2 separate regions of the Homo sapiens genome follow, and region 1 is linked to region 2. Evidence: read pairs that join two places in POLR2A ChIA-PET (ENCODE). Cell type or tissue: A673. All regions are shown on one strand.

What was found. ChIA-PET counts read pairs that join two places held together with the same protein. Peaks named below come from ENCODE experiments on the same cell type or tissue, not always from the same donor. Only the 100,000 strongest peaks of a DNase experiment are listed, where the experiment ranks them.
Region 1: POLR2A ChIA-PET joins it to region 2 with 20 read pairs; 2 of 35 experiments call an interaction of 5 or more read pairs at or near these places.

What each region holds. Positions count from the first base shown.
Region 1 is chr10:91,040,201-91,048,200 of GRCh38, reverse strand. LINC00502 (long intergenic non-protein coding RNA 502) reads right to left here and starts at 2,393. Exons shown (of 4, transcript NR_047467.2): 1 at 2,271-2,393; 2 at 1,083-1,189; 3 at 172-300. It overlaps LOC105378430 (a long non-coding RNA gene), which reads right to left. Exons shown (of 3, transcript NR_134319.1): 3 at 6,946-7,398. In A673, a CTCF peak has its summit at 4,751 (motif pointing left); no DNase peak of the experiment used is centred here; H3K27me3 peaks cover 347 bases.
Region 2 is chr10:91,235,375-91,243,374 of GRCh38, reverse strand. It overlaps PCGF5 (polycomb group ring finger 5), which reads right to left. Exons shown (of 10, transcript NM_032373.5): 3 at 2,795-2,891. Among named protein-coding and RNA genes, the nearest start is that of PCGF5, 19 kb to the right of the region's middle. In A673, no CTCF peak of the experiment used is centred here; no DNase peak of the experiment used is centred here.

The DNA of each region.
Region 1 (8,000 bases), 200 kb after region 2:
TAAAATTCATATTTCAGTTTCCATAAATAAAATTTAATGGGAACATAGCCTGGCCCATTCATTTATGTATTGTGCTATAAGGGCAGAGTTGAAGAATTGCAACAGAGACTGTATAGTTGGCAAAGCCTAAAATATTCATTACTTGGCTCTTTAAAGAAAATATTTTCTAACCTCTGGTGTAGAAAACTTTCTGGTGCTGTCACTTCACACTGCTTGGCTGTAGCCATCTCCTTAATTGCTAAGAGACACGGCAACCCCAAACAGCCATCTTCCTTTGTATTGCATGAAATACAGGGTAAGCTGTAGGAACAATAGAGAATGGTACATTGATAAGCAGGTTTGAATTTTCTTAAGCCACAAACTTGAGTGTGCAAAATTGATAATATTATTTTGTATAATGTAACTTAATTTACTTAACATTATAACATGCAATGTTAATTATTTATAGAAAACTTCTCTGTTTTCTCAATCTTTTCATGTTAAAATTCAGTTAATTCTGGATTTTCTCTATTGTCTTCCATCTCCTTTAGATGGCACCTGTGTGGGGTAGCCTACATGGTATTCTGGCAAAGCCTGCCTCTCCTGAGATGTATCCCACCTCTGGTTACTAGCACTCCAGCAATGTTCATTACCTCACCTGGTCTTGCGGCTTTCTCTTATAATGTACTTTTTCACTTCTGCCGGATACCTGGGTTTATCAGTGCTCTGCTACTCTTGAACTCTTCTCGAGTGTGTGGAAACTTTGCACTGCTCTTCCACGTTTTCTCTGGGGTTGCTAGAGATGAGTAGAAAACCCTGGCCTTCCCTGACCCTTCCCACCCGCCCCCCACCAACCTGGGAATCTGGCATAGGAACCAGGTCTGTCTGACAATGTCCTTGCATTTAATACTGTCATCCCACCTCTTCCCATAGCCAGCTTCTTGAGTGGAAAACGTCCCCAAGCCTGCTACTGCTCCCCCTGCAGTGGTGTCTCTTGAGTTGGAAAAACAGGATGTCTTCTCTTTCAGGGCCATGATCTGAGGCAGGCTGGGAGGAGGGAGGAGGAGGCATCTGGTTGATAGCCCTTTACAAAAGGAACATACTTGTGCTTCCCAGCTCTGTGCATGCTCCAGTCAGCTCAAGTCCGACCTATTGGCTCTGTTTGATTCAGCAACTTCAGACTCTGGTTAGGCCAGATGGAAAATCAGTCCTGGAAAAACGAAAATGTAAAAAACTGTGGCAGAGAAGGTCATTCACTCCCTCATAAATCTAAACACACTAAGCCCATTGAAGGACTTGCCAGGAAAATGTGATTTTCAGTTTTCTCTTTGGGTCCAATTTATCTTTACTGCTAAGTAGTCAAGTTGAATTAGATCCAGAACCAGATACAATCCTACCATTTTTCTTTGAAGGGAGGGACCCCCACCTTCCTGTCAGTGACCTAGCTACCCCATCCTAAAGACTGGTATTTCCTAAGTTAGAAATTCTAGCAGATCTTCTTTTAGGTTTCTGAACTGGGTGCACCCTAGGTTTCCTTTTCTCAGATGAATGAGTAATTGCATCTTTTCTTCAATGCCTCACTAAAGATGAGAAACAGTCACTCAGGATTGCATTTCACTTCATTGCATTTTGCTTTTTGCAGATGGCAATTTTTCTGCATCTTATGATCTCCCTTGACCTGAAGCACAGCCCCATCTATCATCCTGACCATTCAAGTTTGTAGTTTTGAAAGATACACAATAGAATGGAATACAAGAAAGAGCAAACCTGTCCAGGAGACTTGACCAAATGAACCCTCGTGTCAATGAGGGCATTAGAATAGGCCCTGGAATACCCATACTTCCATGATATTACCACAGTTGCACGTAAATATAAAACATGCAAAGCATTCCCCAGGCTGTTATTGGCAAGAATCATAGTTCTTATCCTATGAAGATAGGAGCAGAATAGAAGAGAGTAGTCCAGGTGTGTTTCCTACCTGAATGACAAAGTGGAAATTGATGTATAATTTTCCATATGGAAACAACTTGTTTCCCCACATTCATTTCCTCAATAAGGACAGATGCCCTAAGGCAGATTCCTTCAAGATGGAGTGAGAGAGGCCTTTTTTCAGCTCCCTGTGGTAGTCTTACTATATCATCACAGAGTCTTTGCTATGCCTCCCTTCAAGAGATGGAGTTTGATGTCTTTTGCCTGGAATGTGAGTGGGACTTAGTAACTCACTTTCTAATGTAGAGAATATGGCAGGGGTGATAGCATGTCACTTACAAAGACTAGGACATAAAAGATACCTCTGGCTTCCTCTTTGCTCTCTTTGGGATCTCTTACTCTGGAAGAAGCTGGTTGTCATGTCATGAGAACACTCAAGCAGTCCTATGGAGAAGTCCACATGGTAGGACCTGGGGCCTCTTGCCAACAGCCATGAGAGTGAGCCATGCTGGAAACAGCTCCTTCAGCCCCAGTCAAGCCTTCAGATGACACAGTCCTAGACAATATCTTAACTGAAACTGCAGGAGAGACCCCGAGGCAGAGTCACCGAGTTAAACTATTCACAAATTCCTGACCCACAGAGGCTGTGAGATAATAAATGTTTGTTGTTTTAAATCCACAAAGCCATAAATTATAGAGTAATTTGCTGTGCAGCAATAGATAATGGAGTCCGCCTTGGACAATATTTCATTGGTGGTGAAAATTTCATTCTATGAGTTATTTATGATGTATACCTTTATGTTGAATGGTCATTTTTTAAAAAACTAGTCTGCTTTCACAAGGAATAGTACTAATAAAATAAATACTCTTATTAGTTTATAATCTGAGCTGCTATAACTTGACCAGACATGTTCCTAGACAATTTAGTGGATACACTTAAATGTTCCCCCTACGGATTACTTGAGTAAACAAAGAGAAAGTGGGGTCCAGACTTATCAAACCACTTCATTGTAACAACAGAGTTAAAAGGATATTGTGGGGGGTTTAAAATATGCATGCAAATTCTTTGACACCCTTCCCATTGAGAGGTGGGAGTCTCTGACCTCTCCCTGGGAATCTGAGCCAACCATAGTGACATGATTGTAATGAGTAGATGACTCTGTAGACAGCCCCAGCTGAGGTGTCAGTCAAGAGCCAGTATCAACAACCAGACACAGGAGTGAATACACCTCCCAATGAGTTTTGCTCTCAGTCATCAAGTAAGTTACTCCCCACTGTCAAGTCACCCCCAAGTTGTGACCCCATATATAATGGAGCAGAGACAAAGTATCCCCACTGTATTCTGTCCAAATTCTTGCCCCACAGAATCCAGGAACATAATAAAATGGTTGTCTTATGCCATTAAGTTTTGGGGTAGTTTGTTACATGGAATACCAACCTGAACAGATGTATGGAAACAACTTTTCTTCACCTTTCAGATTAGTTGAAAACAATACAGTTTGGAGACAAGAGCTAATTAGCAATTGAGTTAAGCTATGACCGTTAAAAGACTTAACTTCAGGGCAAAATGTAAGGTTCAGTAGAAGGGTGGCAACATGAGAGCCCAAGTAGAGAGACATCCGTATGGTTTTTGCTCTGTTGTTGTTTCCTTTTGCAAATTGCATATCTCTGAGAACATTGAAGAGCTCGTTAGGCAGCATAAATAGAGCTAGACACAGTAAGCATAAATTTTACCTTTGAGTTTTTCCCTCACTTAAAAAACATTTACAATTACAAAAAAATTCAAACAGAGAAATACAGAAAGTAATGAGACATCTAAGTTTTCTCCCCTACTACCCAGAATTCACCCAAAGTTAATATTTTTGGACATTTTGTAGATTTTATTTATTTGTTTATTTATTTTTGAGATAGGGTCTCACTCTGTTGCCCAGGCTGAAGTGCAGTGATGTTATTTTGGCTCACTGTAACCTCTGCCTCCTGGATTCAAGCAATCCTCCTGCCTCAGCCTCCCAAGTAGCTGGGATTACAAGCACGTGCCACCCCACCTGGCTAATTTTCATATTTTTAGTAGAGATGGGGTTTCACCATGTTGGCCAGGATGGCCTCGAACCCCTGGCCTCAAGTAATCCACCCTCCTCGGCCTCCCAAAGTGCTGGAATTCCAGGTGTCAGCCACTGCACCTGGCCAACATTTTTTACTTCATATCTTTTCTTAAGTAAGAAATAAGCTGCCAGATACATTTAGAGTTTCCTCGTCCTACCCAATTCCATTTTATCCCATCCCCAGAGGTAGCCACTATCCTGAAGTTAATGTTTCTCCCTTGCTTTCACCTTTTCATTACTTTAAGCATAAATAGTTCTGAGGCTGGGCACAGTGGCTCACGCCTGTAATCCCAACAATTTGGGAGGCCGAGGCAGGTGGATTACTTGAGCCCAGGAATTCAAGACCAGCCTGGGCAACACAGCAAAAGCCTGTCTCTACAAAAAATATAAAAAAAATTAGCTGAGAGTGGTGGCATGCAACTGCACTCCCAGCTACTCCAGAGGATGAGGTGGGAGGATCATTTGAGCCCGGGAGGTCAAGGCTGCAGTGAGCAATGATAGCACCACTGCACTCCAGCCTGAGTGACAGAGTAAGACACTTTCTCAAAAAAAAAAAAAAAAGAAATAGTTCTGAAAGTTATAAAGTTACCTTATAATTGCATTTATTGAAAGCTAGTTTTAATGATTCTGTCATCATTCAATAAGTTGATTTGGTGAAGACAAGACAGACAAATGTTTGCTCTCTCACTTACTAATGGATTAAAACTTCTAGGATACGTGCTCTCCATCTAGTGGTAAAAACGGGATAACCCTAGGTGCACTAATGTCTGATGTAGAGGAATGAACACACACCAAGGGCCTTCTGCGGACAGGACACTCCTCTGGTGTCTGTGTGGGAGACACAAATGAAGAGAAGATAGACTCTGGCCCTCAGGGTGCTAAATCTATGGAACATTGACCACGTGGTCAACAACCACATGAGGGACACAGAGGCCTAGAGAGGTCAAAGAACTTGCTCCAGGTCCAACAACAAGTAATTGGCAGAGACGCAAGCCAAACTCTGACCTTTCTGACTTCGAAGCCCATTCTCTAAACTGTGATGCTTGATAGTACTTTTAAACATTATTTTTATATTGAAACAAGTATAGATTTCTTGTGAAGCAGAATATAAATTTTCATGAATTGTAAGGATTTAAGAGAAGAGCTTTCAAATAAATTTGGCCTGTTTCTTGGATGGCTCTAAACCCTCAAATCCAGGAGTTTCTGCCTTTAGAAGTCCCGGGGAGGAAAATGTTGAGAAGCGCTTCTTGGGGATGACCTTCTAGAATAGAGCAAGGGAAGGTTCAGAGTGGGAAGCATGGAACTTGAAAGATCACTAGTAACAGTGATATTGAAAAATGTTAACACCTGGATCAGCTGGGCACTGACTAATAGCAAAGAGCATTGGCCAAATAGTCCAAACACTGAGCATAGCAAACAGCTTAGCTTTAACTATGCTTAGCATCTTCTTCCTGAAAAAAGAAGGCTGCATGTCCTAGGTAAGGAACAGGGACCTAAAGAAGGGTGAAGATTTAATAAACTATCCACTGGAAATTTCTTCCACTTGTTCCAAACCTGCTCTTCCTCTTCTGTGTTCCAGCCTTCATTAGTCTCCCAAATTAGAAACCTTAATGTCATCCTCGACTTAATTTCTCGATTGGACTAGAATCCAATCTTGATTTCTCTTCCTTACCTCATTGATCCCCTGGTTGCACTTCGAGGGATAGAGAGAGAATTAAGTGTGCCTGAAGCAAAAAGACCAGAAAATATGAGTCCACTGAAAAGGAAATTTTCTAGATGGAATAGCAGGTAGAATTAGTTGGGACATGGTTTGGACAAAGAAGTGGTAAGAGCATAGTGAGTGAGGATGAGAACACACTCCTGCACACACTCAATCAGTGAGGTCAGAGAGCACAGGAGGAAAGGTCGGGTTACGGAGGGTGTGGAAAGCCATCTGTGCAGCTTATGGTCTATTCTAAGGGCAGTTGGAAGCTGTTGGAAGATTTTAGGCAGAGGGGGAGGGGCATGTAGCAAGATATGATTCGTGTTTTCAAAACATTACTCTGACTGCAATAATGAATTCTAGGATAGCAAGACTGGAAGCAGCACTAGGAAATTTTACAGATGTAGAGAAGCAAGACAGTGCTAGTTTGGATGGGAACAGTGGTGAAGATGGAGACAAGAGAAGATATTTTGAATATGATCATAGGTAGAGTCCATAGGGAGCCCTCTGATATTATCTAGTTCAACTTCACCTTACAGATGAGAACTTTGGGGTTCAGAGAAGTAAAGAAATGTTGTGTCACCATCTATAGATGGCAGAGCTACCACTCTGATATGAGCTCTTGATTTCCAGCCTAAAACACTTCCCGTTGTATCATACTACTTTATGTATTGTTTTGTGTGTGCTCGCTATTATTCTTCTGCCAGATTATAAATTTTCTGAAAGCAGAGAAGTTGCCTTAAACGTGAGCAACTGATAAACTTTTTGTTTGCAAAGGCTATGGCCAAGGTACATTGTAGATGAAATGTAGACATAGTCCTACAGTCCCAGGATCACTCAAACCCAGGCGCATAGAGGAAGCTCATTGACATTTCTTAAATCAAAATGAAGTGTTGAATTACATACAAAGGTTCCAATCTGTGGAAAACCAAATCCCATTGAGATTCAGACTCCAAGAAAAAGTTCAGATTCTTGCTTGAGTTATGAGAAGGGGGAAATTCTAGAGGTAATCCACATTAGTTCTTTATGGAGGAGAAGATAATTGCCCTTGCAGAAACTGTCCCAACTGACCCCAAACTGGAAAGCATTTGGACACTCCCTTCCCTCAACTCAGGGAGGAGTTTTACATGGGCTTAGTGGAGGGTCCACATACCCTTCTTCAAGACCTGGCAATAGAGACTCTGATGGAAAGGGCAAATGGATTACAAATAACTCCAGAGAACTCTCTTTTCACTTCTGCCTCTAGATTGATAAAACAGCATTGGCTGAGCCATCATTTTGGGTGTTGTTTTTATCCAGAGGAATATGCAGAGCCAAGTAGAAGCCGAGGGAAAAGCAACCCTGGGGACTGGCTTCTCATACCTAGCTCTGGCTTGGCCTCTGGCTAAAATAAAGGAAAATGGGAAAGAAACATCGAGTTTATAAATGATTTGATCTGATTCACTAAGGTAAATGAGCGGAAAGGGATTAAGGATAAAACCAGATATAAATCATTATCAGGGATTAAGTCATAACTGGAAATAACAACTGTTCATTTAACTCAGCCATTTCCAGTGTTATCTCATTCAGGAGTCCAAGCTTGACAGGAAACAACTGGAGAGAGGTACATACAGATTGGGTGCAGGTGAGGAAACCCTCTCCATCTGGGATAGTTGGCAGCATCAAACACAGCCATCTGGAAAATCTCTAATAAAAAGATGCCACTTGGTTTCAGAGAAAATGCCAAATATTTGTGTCTGTTATTAATCATGAAGTTATTGAAAATTGGCTTTGAGTAGCTTGGGTACTAATGATCAATGAATTAAAGGTCATTCCCTATATCTTATATTTGCCCTTTGTCTAGGTGTGTGCAGCGTTGGGTAAGGTCCTCCTTAGGACAGATCTATTTCCTTGTGCTTTCAGCCTCTCATTCTGTGTCCCTCTCCCTCTCTCTCTCTGGCACCTGTTGCTTTCTTGCTCCAGTGAGGCTGTTTGGAACTCCTAACCAGGTTTGCCCACCGATGGATGTCCTATGTTCCTAGATTATTCCTTTACTCTTCATTGATTCCATAAATCCTCCCACTTCCTCAGCACACTGATCTCATGAACCCATTTGGAGGAAAAAAATCTGATTGACCTTATTTATGCTATGAGTTGGGTGACTTACGCATTAAGATGCGCGTTTTTCAAATGGATAGATCTTAATGGTGGGACAGTGTGGGAACAAGGGCCACCCCTTGCACTTCTAATATTGTCATGTACTTTTTTTTCATTGCCCTTATATAGTTTTTAATCACATAATTGTATAG
Region 2 (8,000 bases):
AAAATCCAATTATGTTCTGGCTGCAATGTGGCCACCTTCAGGGATAATTCATGATTTGTTAAAGCATTTCAAAACCCACCACATCCCTTTACCTAGTGGCTGTCATGTGACCTAGTTTTGGCTAAAAAGAAGCCTGCTGTAGGAAACTTTGGTAAAGATCTTCCCCTCCCCACAACCTCCTTAGTCTCCTGGTATACTCAGGCCTCTGAGGTCCGCTCAACTATCACCATCACCAGTTTGCTTTCTAGCTTTCAGTTTCTGCTGACATCTCTTCTGCTACCATTTCTTCTTATCCTTTAAAAAGTGTTTACTGAGAACCTATCATGAGGAGCTATCCCAGCTGTCAAAGATACAGGATATCTTGTTTTTATTATCTCTGAGTTTATGTCTTTAAAAAAATTCCTTTGTGGTAATTTCGGTGGAATTTTAGGAGGAAAAGATCTCTATAAAGGACATCATTAAATTAAGAAAACTGGAATATGGAAGTTAGGTTAAAGTATTATACCAATGCAATCATACTGTGGTTATGTAATATAATATCCTTATTCTTAGGAAATATACACTAAAGCATTTAAGAGTAAGGGGCCATGACACATGTAACTTACCCTCAAATAGTTCAGAAAAAAATAAAGCATCCAATACACATATGCACATGATAAAGCAAACGAGATAAAACGTTACTAAGAAGCTAATCTGGGTGAACAGAATGCAAGTGGCTCTTGTACTACTTTTATTTGGGGGATTCTAAGTTTGAAGTTATTTCCAAATAAAAAGTTAAAAAATATATGATGTTATACTTTAGCCAAGGGAGCGGGTTTGATTAAACAGTGACTGGATTCCTTCAGGTATCTAATGGTCAGAATCAAAAGATTAAGATAAATTGCCTTATGATGTGGCCCTTTAAGAACAGAGAGGGTAATAATTATTAACTGTCTGTTTTTATTAACAGTTTTTTATTTTAATAAAAATAAGTTATTATAGATTTTAACAGTTGGTAATAATCTTTCATTACAACTGGATATTAACAGTTTTTTATTTTAAAATTAAGAAAAGAATTACTTGAGAGAAAATGTTTGCTTTATTCAGTTTCCTTACTGCAGTACTACTGACATTTGAGGCTGGATAAATTTTGCTGTGTGGGGCCTATCCTGTGCATTGTAGGATGCTTAGTAGCATCCCTGTCCCCTGCCTACTAGATGCCAGGAGCACCCACCCAGATCTGACAACCAAAAATGTCTCCAGATATTGCTAAATGTATCCCGGGGGCAAAATCACTCCTGGTTGAGAGGCACTGATATAGATCTAACCAGAACAAGGCTTACTCAGAATTACAGACCAGAGTTGACCAGTGGTTCCCAAATGTTAGCATATATTAGCATCACCTAGAGAGCTTGCTAAACGAAGTGATCTCCAATCCCAAAGTTTCTGAGTTAGCAGGTCTGATGTGTGGTCTGAGACCTGTCACTTCTAACATGATACTAATGGTTTGGGAACCACACTTTGAAAACCACAGGGCTAGACATTTACCTGTAGACAAATTATCCCAAACAGGCATTAAACTTGAAAAACAAAAGGCTGAAATGTAAGATTTGCAAATCCAGATTTATAGAATGATGGCAAATATCACACAGATAAGAGAGTTATGAAAGGTTCCAGAGACTATCTAGCTCTATCTTTAGATGAGTAGCTTCTTTTTTTTTTTTTTAAGTTCAAAAGTACTAAAAAGCTAACTCCGGAATTGACCCCTTTTGTGCTTTTCACTGGATTCTAGACGAGTAGTTTCTTAAAGATCACACAGGTGATCTGCCTTAGAGCTATGGTGGGAACAATGAAATGAAAATGGGTCTAGTGGTGAGGACATACGGCCTGTAGCTGGGAAGTGGCATTTGAGGTATTCTGTGAAACCTTAAGTCAAGTCATATCACTTCTCTAGATTTCCTAATTGGGAATAAAGGGATTTGGATTAGAATCTCATAGACCACTTCCAGTTTTAAAAATATATGATTAGGCCAGGTGTGGTGGCTCACACCTTTATCCCAGCACTTTGGGAGGCCGAGGCAGGCAGATCACCTGAGGTCGGGAGTTTGAGACCAGCCTGACCAACATGGAGAAACCCTGTCTCTACTAAAAATACAAAATTAATGTGGTGGCGCATGCCTGTAATCCCAGCTACTCAGGAGGCTGAGGCAGGAGAATCACCTGAACCTGGGAGGTGGAGGTTGCGGTGAGCTGAGATCGCACCATTGCACTCCAGCCTGGGCAACAAGAGTAAAACTCCACCTCAAAATAAATAAATAAATAAATAAATAAAATATATATTATATATATATATGATTATACTGCTAAAGTTGAGGGGTAAGTAAATGGTAGTCTTAAAAAAATCTTTTAGGTTTTACATAAATGTTTATATACTTTTTGAATATATGGTAAATTAAAAAATTAACAGTCCTAATATTAGTCTTTCTATGAGTTCTCCCTCTTTCTACTACCATGTAGCTCAACATAACATGGACTATTAAAATACTGAAAATACCTGTAACCTAAAGTCACTCTTACAGCCTAAGAGAAAGTTGTACTTTTAGTTTGGAAATGTATTTCTTAAATATTTAAGATGTAAAACCTTATTTTTAATACTCCTTAATAAAATACTTTAAAATAAAATGCTTTAAAATGAAAATCATAAGTCCTATATTAACTGAGTCAAGACAACATGAAATATTATGACATACAATAAAAATTAAGAGCCTATTCAATTTATGTAAATTAGATGAACTGTAAAATATAACATCCTTACCTCAACATTTCTAATGGATTTGTCTCATGAACTTGGTTGCCACACCTTGGGCAATCATTGCTATCTTCAAAGTGCTGAACAATACAAGTCTTACAGACTAAGAAGAAAGAAGATGTTAGGTTAAAACGCATCATATGAACGCTCATTTAATGTTAAACTAAGTGTAATTAGAAACAGACCTTAAAACTACCTACTACAAGTAGAATATCATTATTTAATTAAGCTTCAAAAACCTTACAATTGTAACACTGTAATAACACCCAACTGCAATAAAAGTCTACTGCCACAAACAAAAAGCATAAATTATTTTGCTTATTGTTTTCTTAAATGCATTCACACACCAAATACTACTCTACTCATCATCATATTAAACTAAAAAAGCTGGTGTATTTACATAAAATAGGTTCTTCTCATTTAAAGAAGTAGGACAGAAAAAGATAAAAACTAAGTCTGCATTTATTTCCTTTGCTAAACATTTATTTAAATGCAACATAAATAACTCAATACAACTTGAGAGTTTTCAACCTGTTTGCATTACTTTTATTGGCAGGGTGCTCCAGGGACAAACTGGGAGTCACAATGGACTTTGCTGGCCTTGGCAGGGTGTAATGAGTTTCTGCTCATAGGTACTATAATTCCATGGAGCACGAAGTATGAATAATGGTATCAAGTTGGGACAAAGGCATGAGAGGTAAATTGGAAGAATGACTGAAAAACTGACAGGGATAAATAAAATTTCAAATAAAGATTCTAAACAAAGACAATGGAAATATGACTTGTGGATTTGGGGCCACAAGCCTATACAGCCCACATTTCCTACAAACACTACTAATCTCTCTGGCTATAAATCTCTCTCATCTTTCACCTAAGCTTCTACTACATACTATGCCAATGTTTTGCCCCAAAACCTTAGACAATATTTACAGTACCTGAACTATAAAATATTAATTCAATTCCTCATCCTAATACTCCTCCTCCATTCTATTACCCCGTATAACCTGAAATTTTCACATGGTATAGATTGGCTCTCCTACTCCCCTTTCACAGCTGCATTTCAAGCTACTTCTTTCTCCTCAAGATCAACACTATCTAAAAGTTTACTTAAATGATTGGTCAAAACTAAACACTAGGATTCTTACAAATGAGATTAGGTTTGAAAATGTGACATATCACATATACTGACCAAAGCAACAATGGTCATGGAAGAACTCTACCAGGTATCTAATTTTAAAATCATTTAGTACATACAGAGATTAGCAGCATTTCCTCTTGTTTGTTTATTCATTGATTCAATAGGAATTTACTGAATGCTAGACATTATATTAGGAGTTGGGGATGCAGGGGCCAACAAAACAAAGCCCAAATTCTTATGGAGCTTATACTTTATTTAGGAAGGCAAACAAACAATTTTAGTTAGTGATAAGTGGTATTTTTACCTGCCTCCCCCTCCGCCCCCCAAAAATAAGATAGAGACAGGGTGCTGGGAGCCGGCAGCTATTTTAAATAAAGTGATCAGGATAGGACCCCTTAGCGACCCCTAAGTTGGTGACATTTGAGCAGTTTTGTTGGATGAATGTACCTGAATCCCATACTCTCTCTTTTCACCATTACACACAGCTATTAGGATAACACTGCCTTCATGACAATTCTCACAAAATGTGGGTAAAAGACAGTATCAGAAAACCTTAAAAAAAGAAAAAGCTTAGATATAAAAGCTTGGCCTAGAGCTATTATGTACAATTGAATACTTTGCCTTCTTCCCAAATTTCTTGTCCCCAAAAGGGTTTCTAAATGTCTTCTCAAGTCAAAATAATCTTTGGGAAGAGAGGACTGCCTTATTATGCCAAGTTGAAGTAGAAGACAGAGAAGCTGAATTCCTTCAGAACATTGCTGGTATTTGCTCTTTTCCCAGGGATGATAGATAAGTCTCTGAAATTTGGGAAAGAGGCAAAAAAAAAAAAAAAAAAAAAAAAAAAAAAGAAAGAAAGAAAGAAAGAAATGAGAGTGGAGGGATTTTAAAAGCCTGATCCTGACATGGAGCTCTGATCTTTGTAGTTCAAAAGGTTTATTGTACTCAACGGGTTGGCAATCCTTGGTTGTCTACCAGGCTTGACCAAATAGAGAGGTATGTGACATGCCCAGAACAAGTCCTCACCTGGATCAGCCAAAAGGCTAAGGGTAGGACCCTATCTTCCCAGAAGCTATACTAAGCTAGGCTGCTCATGAAAGAGTTGTAGGGCTCAAGCATCCAAAGGTGCATACATTAAAGAGTAAAGTTATGCTAATTGCTTAAAGTCAAAGCAGCACCAGTACCCAAGAACAGTGATGGGGAATACTAATCTATATTCTAGATCTGGACTGCCAATAGAGAAGTCACTAGCCACATGTGGCTACTAAGCATTTGAAATGTGGCTAGTTTAAGTTCAGATGTAATGTAAGTATAAAATACACACTAGACTTCAGACATAACCTGAACAGGTAATCTCAATAATTTTATATTAATTACATTTTGAAATGAAAATATTTTAGAGATATTGGGTTAAATGTATTATTAAAATTAATTTTACTTGTTTCTTTTTTAGTGTGGCTACTAGAAAATTTTAAATTATACACATGGCTCACATTTTATCTCTACCAAAGGGTGCTATTCTAGATGGAGACAGAATCCCTCCTATCAAGAGGTGAGTTTATTTTCACACCAACAACTGAGATGCAGTATCTTATTCCACTTTTGCTGGTAAAAAAGAGGTTTCAATAGGCCCAGTCACCTGCCTATTCTGGTGAATGGCAGCAAAAAGACATAAATTCAGGTTTTCTGATGCAATTTTTTTTTTTTTTAGATGGATTCTCACTCTGTCGCCTAGGCTAGAGTGCAGTGGCGCGATCTCGGCTCACTGCAACCTCTGCCTCCCAGGTTCAAGTGATTCTCCTGCCTCAGCCTCCCTAGTAGCTGGGATTACAGGTGCCCATCACCATGCCTGGCTAATTATTTGTATTTTTAGTAGAGACGGGGTTTCGCCATGTTAGCCAGGCTGGTCTCCAACTCCTGGCCTCAAGTAATCTGCCCACTTCGGCCTCCCAAAGTGCTGGAATTACAGGCGTGAGCCACTGCGCCCAGCGTTGATGTGAATTTTTGAAAGCATTTTTTCAGAGACTAATACCAAAAACTGTCTTTCCTGACAATTTTTTTTCAGATAGTTTTAGTAAAAGACAACTTTAAGATGCTGAACAATGTAATATTCTGACTTGCTTTGTTTTTCGTTTGGATGATATACTGTTATTATCATAGTTAACACTTAATGGGTTTACGTACCAGGCATTATCTTAAATATGCACATGTATCCAACATACTATGTCCATGTATGTCCTAATCAACATATATTTAATTCAATACAATTTAATAATCTAATCTTTACTACATTCCTATTAATTAGATAGCATTTGGCCTCTTATAGATAAAAAAATGAGTAGAGAATTTGAGCAAGTTGTCTAAAATTATGAAGCTAGTTAGTGGTTAAAACCAATATTTGAATCCATTTTGTTAACCAATGTATGTGTGATACATTTTCTTCACACTTTATTTACATAGATCTACGATATATAGAAAAAGAATGTCTTACTCCTTATTTTAGGAGCCTTAAATATGTCTACTTGTACAATTAGATCTCCTTTTAAACTGTATAGAGCCCTTTTCAGTAGCTTATTTGTTCCTTTAAAAAAATCTCTAGAAGATACATCTCCCACATGGCTTTTAAAAACTGTTAAAGCACAACCTTACATAAATTAGAACCTGAGGAAATCCAGGCTTGAAGCTCGGTGAAACTGGAAAAAGTAAAATGAGGATTTGGTTTCCCATAGATGCTTAAAAAACTTCTCATCACTACAAAACTCACTTCTAATTCTTAGTTTATAATTTGAAGTCCATACTAGCAGTACAGCACATTTTAAAAATATCTTAAAGATTTCATGCCAAACTCTCTAACTGCTCAACTGCTGTAGTGGTTAACCCAATTGGTCCAAGAATGATGTTAAAAAGGTCCTAGTCTAAGGTTAAGACTATGTATACAGACCAAGTAGAGTCTTCATTCTCAACAGCTACTCCACACAGATTCTATAGCCATAAGAAGCACCTGGGTCAGAAAGGGAGTTAGGCTCACCAAAGATGTCCTCAGGTGGGAAAACACTTAAGTAACAACTTAGCTAATATTTAATGAGCACTAACCAAATATCAGGCTTGGCCTCAGGACTCTGTATGGATTATAGTATGGACAGTTACTATCCTCCCTGGGCAAGTGAGGAATGTAGTGCTGGAGAGCCTGACTAGGCTGCTCACAGCTGCACAGCTGTGCAGCAAAGATGGTATCCATCCCTGGGCTGCGCAGCTCCAGGCCTAAAATCCAAACCACTATGCAATGCATCTCAGAATTAGTAACATTTGGTCCCTGGCATCAAAATCAAAAATTCATATCATATTTTTTTAATTTATTATTATTTCTTTGTTTAAGACAGGGTCTTACTCTGGTCATCCAGGCTGGAGGGCAGTGGCATGATCATGGTTCACTGCAACCTCAAACTCCTGGGCTCAAGTGATCCTCCTGCCTCAGCCTCCTGAGTAGTTTGGACTACAGGCATGGGCCACTGTATTAGTCTGTTTTCACGCTGCTGATAAAGACATACCTGAGACTGTGCAATTCACAAAAGAAAGAGGTTTATTGGACTTACAGTTCCAAATGGCTGGGGAGGCCTCACAATCAAGGTAGAAGGCAAGGAGGAGCAAGTCACATCTTACGTGAATGACAGCAGGCAAAAAGAGAGTTTGTGCAAGGGAACTCCTCTTTTTAAAACCACCAGATCTCGTGAGACTTATTCACTATTGAGAAAACAGCGTGAGAAAGACCCGCCCCCATGATTCAATTACCTCCCACTGGGTTCCTCCCACAACACATGGAAATTGTGGGAGTTACAATTCAATTTGAGATTTGGGTGGGGACACAGCCAAACCATATCGGCCACCATGCCCGGCTAATTTTTAAAATTTTTGTAGAGACAGGATCTTCCCATATTGCCCAGGCTGGTCTCAAACTCCCACATTAAAGCGATCCTCCTGCCTCAGCCTCTCAAAGTACTGGGATTAACCAGCACACCTGGCCCTTTATACTTACCTCATCACAAACATCATTAAACTTTTGCCTAATGTTTACTAAGT